2 separate regions of the Homo sapiens genome follow, and region 2 is linked to region 1. The links are chromatin loops, found by intact Hi-C in ENCODE. Cell type or tissue: ascending aorta. All regions are shown on one strand. Each heading gives the region's core, and the rest is flanking DNA. Links, peaks and the distances in the headings are about the cores only. Region 1 overlaps CEP162 (centrosomal protein 162). Region 2 has its middle 62 kb from the start of MRAP2.

Region 1 (8,343 bases), core at 51-8,050:
CGCCAAATTGCTTTCCACAATGGCTGAACTAATTTACATTCCCACCAGCAGTGTATAAATGTTCCCTTTTCTCTGCAACCAGCATATTTTTTTTTGTTTTTTACTTTTTAATAATAGCTATTCTGACTGGCATGAGATGGCATCTCATTGTGGTTTAATTTGTATTTCTCTAATGATTAGTGATGTTGAGCATTTTTTCAAATGCTTGTTGGCTGCACGTCTTCTTTTGAAAAATGTCTGTTCATGTCCTTGCCCACTTTTTTTTTTTGAGATGGAGTCTCGCTCTGTCACCAGGCTGGAGAGCAGTGGTGTGACCTCGGCTCACTGAAACCTCTGCCTCTTGGGTTCAAGCGATTCTCCTGCCTCAGCCTCCCGAGTAGCTGGTGAGAGGTGACAGCATGCTGGCAGTTCTCAGAGCCCTCGCTTGCTCTCGGCACCTCCCCTGCCTGGGCTCCCACTTTGGTGGTATTTGAGGAGCCCTTCAGCCCCCCACTGCACTGTGGGAGCCCCTTTCTGGGCTGGCCAAGGCCAGAGCCCACTCCCTCAGCTTGCAGGGAGGTGTGGAGGGAGAGGCACGAGCGGGAACCGGGGCTGCGTGCGGCGCTTGCGGGCCAGCTGGAGTTCCGGGTGGGCATGGGGTTGGTGGGCCCCGCACTCGGAGCAGCCAGCCAGCCCTGCTGGCCCTGGGCAATGGGGGACTTAGCACCCGGGCCAGTGGCTGCAGAGGGTGTACTGAGTCCCCCAGCAGTGCTGGCCCACCGGCGCTGCGCTCGATTTCTCGCCGGGCCTTAGCTGCCTTCCCACAGGGCAGGGCTCGGGACCTGCAGCCCGCCATGCCTGAGCCTCCCACCCACTCCATGGGCTCCTGTGTGGCCCAAGCCTCCCCGACGAGCACCACCCCCTGCTCCACGGCGCCCAGTCCCATCGACCACCCAAGGGCTGAGGAATGCGAGCACACGGCGCAGGACTGGCAGGCAGCTCCACCTGCAGCCCCGGTGCGGGATCCACTAGGTGAAGCCAGCTGGGCTCCTGAGTCTGGTGGGGATGTGGAGAGTCTTTATATCTAGCTCAGGGATTGTAAATACACCAATCAGCACCCTGTGTTTAGCTCAAGGTTTGTGACTGTACCAATCGACACTCTGTATCTAGCTGCTCTGGTGAGGACGTGGAGAGTCTTTATATCTAGCCCAGGGATTGTAAATATACCAATCAGCACCCTGTGTTTAGCTCAAGGTTTGTGACTGCACCAATCAACACTCTGTATCTAGCTGCTCTGGTGAGGACGTGGAGAGTCTTTATATCTAGCTCAGGGATTGTAAATACACCAGTCAGCACCCTGTGTTTAGCTCAAGGTTTGTGACTGCACCAATCGACACTCTGTATCTAGCTGCTCTGGTGGGGCCTTGGAGAACCTGTGTGTTGAAACTCTGTATCTAACTAATCTGATGGGGACGTGGAGAACCTTTGTATCTAGCTCAGGGATTGTAAACGCACCAATCAGCGCCCTGACAAAACAGGCCACTTGGCTCTACCAATCAGCAGGATGTGGGTGGGGCCAGATAAGAGAATAAAAGCAGGCTGCCCGAGCCAGCATTGGCAACCTGCTCGGGTCCCCTTCCACACTGTGGAAGCTTTGTTCTTTCGCTCTTTGCAATAAGTCTTGCTACTGCTCACTCTTCGGGTCCACGCTGCTTTTATGAGCTGTAACACTCACTGCAAAGATCTGCAGCTTCACTCCTGAGCCCAGCGAGACCACGAGCCCACCGGGAGGGAACGAACAACTCCAGACGCGCTGCCTTAAGAGCTGTAACACTCACTGCGAAGGTCTGCAGCTTCACTCCTGAGCCAGCGAGACCACGAACCCACCAGAAGGAAGAAACTCCGAACACATCTGAACATCAGAAGGGACAGACTCCAGACGCGCCACCTTAAGAGCTGTAACACTCACCGCGAGCGTCCGCGGCTTCATTCTAGAAGTCAGTGAGACCAAGAACCCACCAATTCCAGACACACTGGGACTACAGGCATGCGCCACACGCCCAGCTAATTTTGGTATTTTTAGTAGAGACCAGGTTTCACTATGTTGGCCAGGATGGTCTCGATCTCTTGACCTCATGATCCGCCTGCCTCAGCCTCCCAAAGTGCTGGGATTACAGGCGTAAGCCACCGTGCCCAGCCTACTTTTTAATGAGGTTGTTTTTTGCTTGTAAATTTGCTTAAGTTCCTTATAGATTCTGGGTAGCAAAGAACTCTAAGTTTCATTATTGGCACATGGAATTCACTGGGACCAAAGCGATTATTAAGTTACGAAACTTTCTGAAAGAATATAATGTAAAAAACCATAACCCTGTTCAAAAGAAAAAAAAAAAAGAAACCCAAAAGTCAGTGACTGGGAACCTTAAAGCTACCTGTGGGCAGGAAGTGGATTGAGAAGGGAGTGTATCCCCCAAGATGGGCATACCCCTCAACCTAAAATTCACTTCAGTTGTAGCCAATGGTGATAACATACAAGACAAATCCTCCAAGGAATGGAATGAGGGGCTATATAGAATAACTGATTTAAGGTAGCCCCTTCTTAATAGAATAATAACCTAATCAAGGAAAATAAACCCCTATTCCCAAGGTAGGGGGCCTTTACAAGTTCTTTCCAGTGGTTCTCAAAGTTGTAACATTGATTGCTGTGTTTTCCTCATACTTTTCCTTGCTGAAAGGGTGTATCTACTGGTTCCACCATTATATATTGGGATGGGGGTGAGGAAGTATATAACCCTGTCTTTTTAATTATAACCCTGTCTTTTTAATTCAACCATTGGTACACAACGAGAAGCATACTCAAACCTGATGGAGAGGACTGCACTTCACCTGGAAATCCTGGCCTTTCAGATGCATATAGCCCTGAATGGGACTTGGGGCTGCCTGCTTGGGGAAGGGGATAAGTTGGTCTGTGTATGAAGAAGAGTGAAATTGATATTTTGTTATTAGAAAGGTATATCCTGGCAGAGACTGACTAGATACTGACCAAACTCATTTTTCTTTCTTGGCACAGAAACAAACGACATTTCACAGCCTCCTTGGACCTAGTTAGCTAGATGTGCTGGTTCCTACCAATGGAATGTGAGCTGAAGTGATATGAAACTTCTGTATTAAGGCAGTTAAAAGAAAGGACGCAAAACCATTCTCTTTCTTTCCTTACTGACTGGTTGGATGATGTCATAACAATCTTAAAACTATGTGTTGATGACAAGCAGCCTGGGTTCCTAAATGACTGTGTGGAGCAGAGCCCCAATCCAACCCCACTGACCCACAAGGGATAGTGATGTGAGCAAGAAATACATTTTTGATGACAAGCTACTAAGATTTCAAGGATTATGTTATAGCAGCTAGGGTCATTTACTCCATAGTTTACCAAAAAATTTTTAGGTATGTGTACTAAAGATCATATTACTGACATTTCTATTACGTATGATTACTGTTATACCTTCAAAATATCTGTTTTAAGCTTTTAAACACAAATGTAAAAATCTGTTTTAGAATTCCTATTACTGAAATGGTTTTACCTATAACAACAAAGATATAAGATGTGTAAGAAAATCTCTGTAGTTACCGCTAACATACTCCCAAACAGCAATGATGAGTGGTACCATCTCTCCTTTAAAAATACTAATTAGCACTACAGATCAATGGAAGACTACTACACTTAGCATTGAAGTGAATGAATTTTAGTGGAAGGTTCACTGCATCATTTTTTTCTCAACTCACACAAATGTAGAAACAAGGCCAGGAGATCACCACATGTGGATTTACATCATGAGGATACAGTATAGGAAGGAGGCTGAAAACATGTCTGTTGAAGACACAAATGAACAAATGACAACATGAATGGATGACAGACTATTTCACAGAAGTATTTTATGGAGATCAAAGACCTGACAATGTAAGTGGTTAAGCACATGGATGGCCTGTGTTCCTGGTCTACAACTATATGACCTTGGGCAATGGCTTTATTTATTTTAATCTCTTAGGCTTCAATCTTCTTGTCTATGAAATAGGGATAATAATGGAGTATAACCCATGGAGATGCTGTAAGGTTAAATTAAATAATATACGTATAGTATGTGCCCAAAGTAAATGTGAAAAATGTTAGCTGTTATCATCTACCAGTAAATTGAGTTAATCTCAGGTGCATTTCTTGAATTATGGGCATAAAGATGCATTCTCTACTTGTTATGAGGATCACGTGGGAGACTGGACATGACATTTCAGTGCTACATAAAAGCAACGCTGTCTATTACAAGGTTACTGTGACATGTTACTCCGTGTTGAAGAATGACAGTGGGTCACACATACTTCCACTAAACTGTATTGGACCTGAAGCATTTTAATGAGGACCATTTCTCTTGTGGCTACAAACTCACCCTGTGAGATGACAGCCAGTCTGTGACTAAGTCAAAACTAACTGGTTTATAAAGAAGGAAATCTATGACTCATAAACATAATAAAATTCACTTTCTCCCTCATCATGAATGAACTGTTCCGGCACTATTTAAAGCTGAGGAGACTGTATTTTTCAGTGAAAACCTTTAGGACTATTTAGTGGCCCCAGTTTTTTTATAGCATCTATTTATTTTTTCATTTAGCCCTAGAATTTTGATGACTTGAGTAAGGACAAATATAAAAAGAAGAGAGTTATGACTCACAGGTAGAGTCAAGCTAGTATTAGTCATTAATCATTCACTAGGAATGATTACATAGAACAAATGACTATAAAAGTTTCCAATGACAAAACAATAAATAAAAAATTCATACCTGACAGGTTGTAAATCAAAACCACTGATCCCAAAGGAATCTATTCTGATAGGTTTCATCAGCTCCTCTACTGTGGGCAGATCTAAGAGGTGGAAAAAAAAGTAGAAACGAAAAATGTTATGTAGGTTGCTTAATTTACATGTGTAATAACACCAAAATTATATTTTCTCTGACACAGTTAATAAAACGGTACATGCAATAAACCTAGTTTTCCGTCTTAAGTTTCCTTATACCAGGAAAACTTCCTTTCTTATGAAATATCAAATAAATATCTCAAATATCAATATCAAATATATTTATCAAAAAATATCTATACATACACACACGCTAAGTACATATTTGGTTGATCCTGAAATACTGTTGTCTAACAAAATACAACTTTAATATACGTACATACAAAAGAGTAAAAAATATCCCTTTAAATGACTTCTTAATTTGATCAAGGCATATTAGAAAAGAAACTGGGCCAGGCGCAGTGGCTCATGCCTGTAATCTCAGCACTTTGGGAGGCCAAGGCAGGTGGATCACCTGAGGTCAGGAGTTCGAGAGCAGCCTGACCAACATGCCAAAACCCCATCTCTACTAAAAAGACAAAAATTAGCTGGGCATGGCAGCAGGCACCTGTAATCCCAGCTATGCAGGAGGCTGAGGCAAGAGAATTGCTTGAACCAGGGTGGCGGAGGCTGCTGTGAGCCGAGATCGTGCCATTGCACTCCAGCCTGGGCGACAGAGCAAGACTCCGTCTCAAAAAAAAAAAAAGAAAAGAAAAGAAAGTGAAATTTCGTTTTGTGTTTGGCTCTAATTTTATAGTTAAACCAAGGGTTCCTGTATTTCATTTGAAAAAATCTTTTTTTTTTTTTTTTAAGGCAGAGTCTCACTCTGTTGCCAGGCTGGAGGAGCAGTGGCGCAATATTGGCTCACTGCAACCTTCGTCTCCCGTGTTCAAGTGATTCTCCTGCCTCAGGCTCCCGAGTAGCTGGGACTATAGGCGTGTGCCACCATGCCCAGCTAATTTTTGTATTTTTAGTAGAGATGGGGTTTCACCATGTTGCCCAGGATGGTCTCAATCTCTTGACCTCGTGATCCACCCACCTCGGCCTCCCAAAGTGCTGGGATTACAGGCATCAGCCACCTCGCCTGGCTGAAAAAATTTCTTTAATTAAGCTCAGAGACTGAGAAACAATCACTACAGCAAATTGTATTTTAATTATATTACACTAAAAACTCTTTAGAAAGGATATCAAATAATTGAAAAATTCATCTGTAAGTTTTTACCAGATTCCATAGTAGAGATGTTTTTTGAATTCTCTTCATTTTCTTGAGGATGACCTTTCACTGAGCTCTTGATATCTTCCACTGTGTTACTCTCAATTTTTTGTTTGTCTTCATCTCCCAATGAATGGGCTATATGACAATAAGCTTGATGTAGGGCTTCAACGTCACTACTGCTTTGTCCATAAGAAACACCTGTTGAAATAAACGTAATCACCAGAAATAATTACATCACAAATACATGAGAACGATAAAACACTAATATCATTCCTTAACCTGTTAGGAATATAAAAGTAGAGTTAAGTACTAACTAGGTAATTTGCAGCTATGGCCTACCAGCATGGATTCATAGCAGGCTCAACAACTCTTTTAGCAAACTGAGGCGTGTCCTGATGTGGTAAGCATAAAATCTGCTTTCACTCGTCATTGTTCTTTCTCCTACTATTCTTAATCGACCCCCTCTGCATAACTATTCTTAAGTTTCCCAAACTAAAAAATTCCTTTGACGGATTCTACCTCTCCTTTACCATTACCATTCTCTCTGCTTCTCTGTACCACCAAGCATCTTGTCATTTGCACTTTTTCAACCACAATGAATTCACTCCTCCAACTTTGCAATCCAATGTATTCCAACATCCTGCTAAAGCTGCTATGATCAAAAGCAATTTCCTAATGACCAACTCCATTTGTATTTAGTTCTCTTCAACTATGTGAGACATCTGACATTATCTTTTTCACTTTATCTTAGCCAAAAGGCAGAGAAGTCAAACATTGTTTTTTTTCCTGTAACTGTTTCTTCTGCATGCCTTCTTCTTTTTGTTATTACCATAATTTTGAGGGCAATTTTCCAACTCTTGCGGTCTATAGTTCATTTCAGGGCTCCATCTTCAGCCCTCTTCTTTTGAATGCCTCTCACTTACTAGTTTTTTGGCCTGGCTAACTTCATGAAGACTTTTAGCTTCAACTATTACCCATATGCTTATGACTCCCAAATCTATGTCTTGTGTCCTTATAACTCTTTTCTGAATATCAACTTAACAGACATCTAGATTGCTCTATATCACATCTACATATTCCCCAACTGAATTCATTATATTCCCTACTAAAACTTGTTCTACTACCAGTATTTCCTAATCACATCACTACTCAGTCAAAATAGAAACCTTGATGTCATCATTCACTCTTCCTTCCCTATTAGCCTTCTGATATGGTTTGGCTGTGTCCCCACCCAAATCTCATCTTAAATTGTAACTCCCACAATTCTCATGTGTCATGGGAGGGACCTGGTGGGAGGTGATAGAATTATGGGGGTGGGTCTTTTCTGTGTTGTTCTCATGATAGTGAACGAGTCTCATGAGATCTGATGGTTTTAAAAACAAGAGTTTCCCTGCACAAGCTCTCTTTGCCTGCCGCTATCCATGTAAATGTGGCTTGCTCCTCCTTGCCTTCTGCCATGATTGTGAGGATTCCCCAGCCATGTGGAACTGTAAATACAATAAACCCTTTTTCCTGTATAAATTACTTAGTCTTGGGTATGTCTTTATCAACAGCATGAAAATGGACTAATATACCTTCTCTTTCCACCAACTGACAAATTCTAGAAAAAAGAATTCAAATAATTTAATGAAAATAATGATTGCATATTTTTGAGTACTTTCTTGCTTATTTTGTAATTTTCATTACTAACAAGTGGAATTTTCAAAATTAGAGGAAAATAATGAATCACGGAAGAGAGGGAAAAAAAGAAGAAAAACAGGTGACTAATCTCTTCTCTTCATACCCATGGTTAATTAACCAGTTATTAAAAATAAAATAGTATATATAGTCTCATCTTCCTGTATATACAATGTAAGTTGTGTATATACACAACTTCTAAACAGAAGAGATAGCCAAGTGGTACATATAAGATTGTATAAGAATGCCTTACAATGAGATGTCTTTCTAGCTAGTGCTTCAGGTCCCCATGGCTACATGAAGTATATCCAAATAACAAGTTTGCTTAAATAAACTAAAAACAGAAGAGGATACTGCTAAGGAAGAACTGTCAACAGTTGAAGGGCAGAGATTTTCAAGAGGACATGAGGAAAAAGGTCTTGCTTGCAGCATGAATGAAAGAGGTCATTAATTTTCAAGAAAAAAGGAAAAGCACACGGTGTCTTTTTTTCCTCTATAGAAATATCAGGTTGAGCAAGTATCTGCTGAGCATACATAAAAGAAATGACTTCTATGGTAAAGACCATAGTAGTATCAAATGCTCATACCTAA
Region 2 (8,343 bases), core at 237-8,236, 97 kb before region 1:
GCATGGAATTTTTTTGTAATTAAAGCTACTTTAACATATTTTTTATAAATAGATGCTATTTTCATGAATTTTTTATGCAAGAGAGCAAGAGTATTAAAGAATGCTGAGTTTGTTAACTTTTTTTTTTTTTTTTTTTTTTTGAGAGACGGAGTCTTGCTCTGTCGCCCAGGCTGGATGGCTCACTGCAGCCTCCCCTCCTGGGTTCAAGTGATTCTCCTGCCTCAGCTTCCCAAGTTGCTGGGACTACAGGCACGTGCCACCACGCCTAGCTAATTTTTGTATTTTTTAGTAGAGACGAGATTTCACTATATGTTGGCCAGGCTGGTCTCGAACTCCTGACCTCAAGTTATCTGCCTGCCTTGGCCTCCCAAAGTGCTGGGATTGCAGGTATGAGCCACCATGCCTGGCCAGAGTTTAACTTCTAATATGAGTATGATTATTCATAATTTATTTAATGAAATATAAATCATGGGCTATTATTAAAGTTCACAGCTACTTAAGTGGTATCTTATTTAGAAGTAGATTTATTGATCAGAAGATTGAAAGATACTTAAACGTCAGACAAATACCCATGACTATATCATCATTTTTATGAACTAAATGTTAAGAACTGTGAATGGTCCAAGATTTTGCCCCTTCTGCAAATCAGCTTGCCATAGTCTCATGGATGCTGCCAGAAGACACAAGAGTCTTGGGTCAGAGACAAAAATCTTCATTACAGCACAGCAGGCCACATATGCTTCATGCTCATGTTGGTTCCTGAGTTTGTTTCCTACTGCTGTTGTAACGAATTACCACAAATTTAGTGACTTAGAGCAACACAAATTTATTCTCTTCCAGTTCTAGAGTAGACAAGTCTAAAATCAGTTTCAGTGGGCTAAAATCAAGGTGTTAGCACAGCAGCATTCCATCTGGAGGCTCTCAGGATTAATCAGTTTTCTTGCCTTTTCTATCTTCCAGGGGTTGCTCCCACTCTGTGGCTCCTCTTCTTCCACTTTACATCTCTGTCTTTAACCATCCTGCTTCTCTCTTATAAGGACCTTTGTGATTACATTGGGTTACCTAAGATGATCTCCCCATCTTGAGATCCTTCATTTAATCACATCTGTAAAGTGTGTGCCTTTTGCCACATAAGGCTACATATTGACAGGTTTCAGGGATTAGGATGTGGACATGCTTGGGGAACCATTAGCCTGCTAGTCTTCCCTTTGGCCCCAAAGGTTTATATCCATTCTATATGCACAATACATACACCCCATCCCAATATACTCCACAGTCTCAATTCATTATAGAATCAATTCAAAGTCACATGTATTACCTAAATCTTATCAGCTTAAAAGTCCCAAATCTTATTATCTTAACCATCTAATTTCAGTATTAGTGAGATCCTGGGTATGATTCATCCTGGGGAAAAACTCTCCATCTGTGGACCTGTAAAACTAGAAAATAAGTTATTTTCTCCCAAAATACAATGATGTGACCGACATAAGATACTAGTTACTAATAGTTGTCTTTCAGTATATGCAGGGGATTGGTTCCAGGCCCCCTGTATACACCAAAATCCTAGCATACTTAAGTTCCACAGTAGGTCCTGCAGAACCCGTGTATATGAAAATTAGCTCTCCGTATAGGTGGGTTTCGCATCCCAAGAATACTGTATTTTCAATCCCCATTTGGTTGAAAAAAAATCTGCATACAAGTGGACACGTGCAGTTCAACCCTATGTTGTTCAAGGATCAACCGTATTCCCATTCCAAAAAGGAGAAAATGGAAGGAAAAAATGAATCATCAGTCCCCAAAATAACAAATCCTTCAAACTGGGAAAACTGTTAAGCTGCAAGGCCTGGAAATAGTCTTTTGTGACTTCTGGCTACATTCTCTGGGCCTGAAGCTCCACTCTTGGAATCATCTTTTCTTTTTCTTGAAAGGTACAATGTGTTTTTAGCTGAGTAGTTTTATCAGCCTTTTTTTCTGCATGTAGAATTTTGGGAGTCTGATAGCCTTCATTTATCTTGCCCTCACTCTGTCCATTTCAGTTGAAGTTGTTATCAGTGCCCTGGGTTCTTGTAATCTTCCAGTATAGACATCAAGAGAGATCACCAAACATAGGAGCAAAGAGAAAGAGAGAGAATAGGGCAAGAAAAATAGAGAGAGAGAAAGAAAAAGGGAATGGGGACTTATCCTATGTAGGAACTTGACTCACCGAGGCACCAGGGTGAAACAATGGTGCAGCTGCCTTGGTTTGTGCCTGGTCAGCCATCTCTGTCGTCTGGGCTGTGCCATTTGCTCCCACAGGACCCTAAAATGAGGGTTCTATCTGGAGTGCCATGAGATGTAATCAGCACCCTGGGTTCTTGTAATCTTCCAGGATGGAAATACAGATCACCAGACATAACAGCAAAGAGAAAGAGAAAGCTTTATTTTAGCTTGTACACAAGGAAGTCAGCACTGCACAAGGAAAAGGGCAGGCTGCTCCCTGAGGGTAGTATGTGAGTCAGTTTTACAGGGCCTTTCCATAGATAAGTGTTTTATCAGGGCATGTATAGGAGGAGTTTCTCTAGCGCTTGGGCAGTGGCTTCACATGCTTCTTTGTACATCACATGTCACAATACATTTTAAATCTCCACCCCTGGTAGTGACTTAGTGACTTTTAGCATTAAAATGAGGAAGGGGTAGCTATGAGTTGAAGTTTAAGTCTAAGTATGCATATGGGGCCTCAGGGAAGTCCCTAATCCCTTAAAGCAGGAACTTGCGGTTAACAGCTTCTTGGATCTTCTTTTGCTGATTGGCTGGAAGTTAGGTAAGCTACAACTTGAGTAAGGAGCTTTTGTTCTTTTTCTCTAAACCACTCCAAAACAGAAAACGAACCAGCCTGGCTGTCTCAAAGTTGGCAGTGTTTCTGCTGGTATAACATTTTCAAGAACTAGGGTGTCTCCTGGATATATCACAGAAACTTACTACATTAGGCAAGAGGCTCTTCTGTGGATCACTCCTGAATAACCCTATCTCTATTCCTAGTTAGTACTTAAATGGATAAAATGATCCATGAGTCACACTCCTAATTTTTTCAGAGAGCCCCCCGTGTGATTTAATACTCTTTTTGTTTCTTTTGAGACAATAGCAAAGGTTGCCTAGTCACAGTCCTTGGCTTTCTCTCCAGAGCATGCTTTCCTGATGATGAATCTCCTAATTTTAGTGTTTTTGCAATATAATTGGCTGAGAATTTCCCAAATCATCAATCCTGATTCCTCTTCACTTAAAGTTCTTCCCTCCATTTTTCTTTCCTCTTGCATTTTACTATCAGTAGCAAGAAGAAACCAGGCCTCATCTTTAACATTTTGCTTGGAAATCCTCTCAGCTAAATATTCAACTTTATTATTTACAGATTTTGCTTTCTACATAATTGCAGGGCACAATTCACCTAAGCTTTCTGCTGCTATGTAACAAGGATCTCCTTTTCTCCAGTTTCCAATAACATGTTCCTCATTTCCATTTTAATTTTCATCTGCAGTACCTTTAGTATCCATATTTCTACCAATAGTCTGTTCATGATGATTTAGATAGTTCATAAGATAATTTTTTTTTTTTGACATGGAGTCTCACTCTGTTGCCAGGCTGGAGTGCAGTGGCGTGATCTCGGCTCACTGCAACCCCCGCCTCCTGGGTTCAAACGATTCTCCTGCCTCAGCCTCCCAAGTAGCTGGGACTACAGGTGCGCACCACCGCACCTGGCCAGATAATTTTTTTTCTATCATGCTCAGCACTTCCCTCTGAGTCCTCACTTAGAGTTGTTCACATCCATATTCCTACTAACAGGCTACTCAAGGCAATCTAGTCAGTTTATATCATGTTCTTCAATATTCTACCAGCCACTGCCCATTGCCAACTCCACATTTTTAGTTGTGTTTTGTTTTTTTACAACAGCAATAGAAATTAATATAGTTCCTCTTGCCTCCAGGTCTCACAGTGTGGAGAAGCAAGGGCTCAAGGAGATGCTGTGCACACAGTGGGTTGGCATCATGGCTGAGGAACCCTGAGCTTAGGGGAACCCTGTGTTTTGACAATGGGTTGCAAGCAAACCTCCCTGGCCTTTACCTCAGAAGGAGATATTATCTTTGTTATGCTGGATAGTAAATAAACCTGCTCTATGCTCCAGAGGGAGACACTATCTCCATCTTCCAAGGCTGTTCACTTTGCAAACATTGTTGAATAGACAGCTGAGACAAAGGCTGTCAGTTTTCCCCTGCTCACTTTACATGCAGAAACCTGAGAGGCCTTTGGAAACTGCCTCCCAAACCTAAAATGATCAAAGAGTATATTGCATAAGTCACTGGGGATTTTTGAAAAAGAGGCAACTTTGAAGAAGTTGTGAAAAGAATGCAGGTGACTTTTTAAATGCCTGAATTTCTCTTTTAGAGATATACAACCACCTCAGGTTAAATTCAATGGATTTTTTCCCTTCTGAAAGCTGCCAAGACTTTGCCAAAATATATACTGTGTATGTGAGCTATTTTATTACCTACTGAAAAATTGTCTATTATTGGTAGAACAATAATCCATCCTGTCACCCAGAAAAGATGTGTAGTAGAAATAGAAAGTCTTTATGTCTAGGCCAGGCTTTTAGATATATTGAGAGAGGCGACTTCAGGCAGCCTGTGATCAGAGGTGTTGAGTTGGCAGCTTGTGCTGATTCTCGAGGCAGATGTGTGTGAGTGGCACAGAGAAAATATTCTTGTCTTTCTATGGAGTTGGAGCTTTTGAATAAATTTTGCAGAAAACTTGGGATCCTCAGCTAAGAACAATCCTTGGGAAGTTCATCTGCAACTGTATACCTAGTGAGAGGTCTCCAGAGAAATACGCCTGCCTTGGGAAGAATGTGTGTACATTTTAAGGAAACATAGTTCATAAAATCCATACTGGAGAGAGAGGTATTTACATTTCTAGGATCTTTTCCACCTGTTCTCTATGGAGTAAAGTTTTTTCTTCCTCATGTTTTGCCTCTTTATCCTGTATATAAACAGAGAAACTCTGTTTTTCTCCATCCCTCGTCTAGGATACAGATGTTGTATGTATAGGAGATTTTAACCTAGTTTGCAATGTTACTTCAGGGGTAGAATTGGGACGTGAGGGACCATGTGGTTATGGATGGCTTTTAAAATGAATAATGAGAATCTGAACCTACCCAGATAACCTTGGGTATACATTTATGATAAAATTAATAAAGACAAATGTTAAAAATTTAACACAAATGTTGTTCGACTTCATTCCAAAAACACCTCATTAGATAGCAGAATAGTGTCAAGTGTAAGTGTAGTACAAGTTGGCCCACACAGTACCCACAGACCCTATGACCTACCAGTGTGAGTTTGAAAGCACCAGCCTTTGACTTCAAGTGAAATGTATGCGAATGACTTGCATTAAAGAAATAATAAATTCAGAGATAATTATGATAACAACAGTGTCATAGGTTGTGTTCCATAAAAGCCTGAAAAGATTTATTGTAGGTGAGCTATAAGAAGGGGAATGATGGAAGCAGTTAGAGCAGGGGAAAAGCCACCAAGAATGTCATCTCAGCTGCAGACTGGCCACATTCTGATCTCACAGGAAGTTCTGGGGCACAAATTGCACTACAGAATCAGTCCCATCCTGAGGCAGGGGCATGATCTTTTGTTGCCCCAAGCCAGTCAGGGTAAGATGGCTTCTGCTTTGATCAAGGGTAATTCTTGAGAGAAGAAGGTGCTGGTTAACATCCCTAGCAGCTGGGAACAGGCATTGGCTAGTAAAGGACCCTGTGTGGGCACTAGCAGCATGCATTACAAACAATAACAGGTGACATTTATTAGGCACTAAGCTACCCCTGTCCTAAATTAATTTTTGTAAGCCTACTATGAGAACTTTCAACAGAGAGGTCTAAGTGATCCTTTAAATATCATAAGTCGGGTTACTTCTCTGTTCAAAATCCTTCAATGGCTTCCCATTTCATGCAGTGAAAAAGCCACAGTCCTTATGATGACCTGAAAGCTCTACATGATCTATGTCCTACTCTCCTGCCCATCACAGAAGCAGCCCTTCCAATAACTTTTATATGTGTGTGTGTGGTGGGGTAGGGCAGGGTGGTCTTAGTAAGCCAAGAGTCATTACATCTGGGATGAGCCCTTTTCCTGAATAGATACGAGCCCACTCTTTTCAGGGCACTGTGTTGTCAGCTCACAAGCTTACGATTGTGGCTTTAAGTTTCCTCTTTATTTTTGTCACCTGGAAACTTCACTTTCCTTCATGCTTAGCTCTATATTACTTTTGTTGTTGTATTTTATCCAACATTACTAAAAGTTTTATTTAAGAGGGATTCAAATTATCTCAGTTCACTGTGTTTCCAGAACTGGAAACATGTTATTTATTCAGTATTAGAATACCTGTTTGATCCTTCTTAAAAATGTATTTAGTATATTTCTCTGGTGAAAATCTTTGTCTTTTCATCTATTTTGTCCATCATTTCCTCTAAGCTCTTAAAATATTGCAATTAATTAGTTTATAGTTTTTATAAAAAGACTCTACTAACTCTAATGCCTAAATAATCTGTGGATTTGCATCTATTGTTTAATGTTTCTTATTCTTATATTATTAATCATATGGTCTTGACATTTCACATGTCTAGACATTTTTTATTATTTGGCAGACATTGTATATGAAAAATCCATTGATACAACATGGGAAATTATCTTCCATGAGAGATGTATTCCTCTTTCCTCTGTTAAGTAGATAGGGCTAGAGGCTGATTATCTCAGTCGAATCAGGCATTGAAGTGGGTCAGGACTGAATTGCATTTTTAAAATAACTTTGAGATATAATTGACAAAATAATTTTTACATATTTGAAGTGCACAATTTAATACATTTTGACACAGTATACAGTCAAGAAACCATCACCACAATCAAGATAATAAACATGTCCATCATCCATAAAAATTATGATGCCCTTTTATAATCCCTCCCTCCCATCCCTTTCTCTGAAACTACAGATCTGCTTTGCATTACAACAGATCAGTCCATATTTTCATGGTATTTATATAAGTGAAATCATGCAGTACATACTCTGTTTTGCCTGGCTTCTTTCATTCAGCGTAATTATTTTGAGATTCGTCCATGTTGTTGTGTGTATCAATAGTTCATTCTTTTCATTGCTGAGTAGTGTTTCATTGTGTGGCTATACATACCATAATTTGCTTATCTATTTATTTGTTGATGGATATTTGGGTTACTTATAATTTTGGCTATTGTAAATAAATATTTTCTATGAATATTTGCTGTAAATATTCATTTATAAGTCTTCATGTGAACATGTGCTTCTACTTGTTTAAGTTCCTAGAAGAGGAATGTCTGGGTCATATGGTAGGTAGGCATTTGTCTTTTTAAGAAACTGCTAAACAGTTTTCCAAAATGGTTGTATGATTTTAACTTTCTCATAGTGTATGTGAATTCTGGTTGCTCCACTTCCTTTCCAACATATTGTAACATCAGTCTTTTAAATTGTATTCATTCTAATATGCATGTGTAGTAGTATGTCATTTTTCAATTGCATTTCTCTAATGGTATTCAGCATTTTTTCATATGCTTATTTTTCATCAGTATATCTTTAGCAAAGTGCCTTTCAAGTCTTTGTCCCATTGTTTTATTAGGGAATTTGTTTTATTGTTGTTTTGAGAGTTCTTTATATTCTGTAAATATAAGTTATTTATCAGATATAGGATCTGCAAATAGTTTCTCTCAGTTTGTGGGTTGTCTTTTCATATCCTTAACAGTGTCTTCAAAGGACAGAAATTCTTCATTTTGGTGAACTCTAATCCATAATTTTTTTAATAGATATCATGCTTTTAGTGTCATATGAAAGAAATCTTTGCCAAACCCAAGGTCATAAAGGTATAATCCTATGCTTTTTTTTTCTAGAAGTTCTATAGTTTCAGATTTTCATTAAGGTTCGTGATTCATTTTGAGTTTTTTTCTTAAACATGGTGTGAGATCACCATGATCTTTTTAATGAGAGATCAAAAAAGATCCTTTTCTTTTTTTTTTTTTTTTGCTTATGGATATCTAATCGTTCCAGCATGGTTTGGTGAAAAGATCTTTTCTCCAGTGTATTGCCTCTGCAACTTTACTGAAAATCAGTTGTCTATATATGTGTTGGCTTTATTTATTTTTTATTTTTAAATTTTTTTTACAATTCTGGACATTCTATTCACCTGTTTGACACTCATTCCACACTTCTTGTTTATTATAGCTTTAGAAGTCTTGAAATCAGTAGTAATATAGTCTGGATATTTGCCCCCTCCAAATCTCATGTTTAAAT

Evidence for each region. Peaks named below come from ENCODE experiments on the same cell type or tissue, not always from the same donor. Only the 100,000 strongest peaks of a DNase experiment are listed, where the experiment ranks them.
Region 2: a loop joins it to region 1, with 6 times the contacts of the local background. A loop is called at or near these places in 1 of 110 quality-filtered maps.

What each region holds. Positions count from the first base shown.
Region 1 is chr6:84,188,803-84,197,145 of GRCh38, forward strand. It overlaps CEP162 (centrosomal protein 162), which reads right to left. Exons shown (of 27, transcript NM_014895.4): 10 at 6,082-6,273; 11 at 4,807-4,888. Among named protein-coding and RNA genes, the nearest start is that of CEP162, 35 kb to the right of the region's middle. In ascending aorta, for the core only: no CTCF peak of the experiment used is centred there; no DNase peak of the experiment used is centred there; H3K27ac peaks cover 2,383 bases.
Region 2 is chr6:84,091,123-84,099,465 of GRCh38, forward strand. It overlaps a transcript of MRAP2 not described here. Among named protein-coding and RNA genes, the nearest start is that of MRAP2, 62 kb to the left of the region's middle. In ascending aorta, for the core only: no CTCF peak of the experiment used is centred there; no DNase peak of the experiment used is centred there; H3K27ac peaks cover 1,645 bases.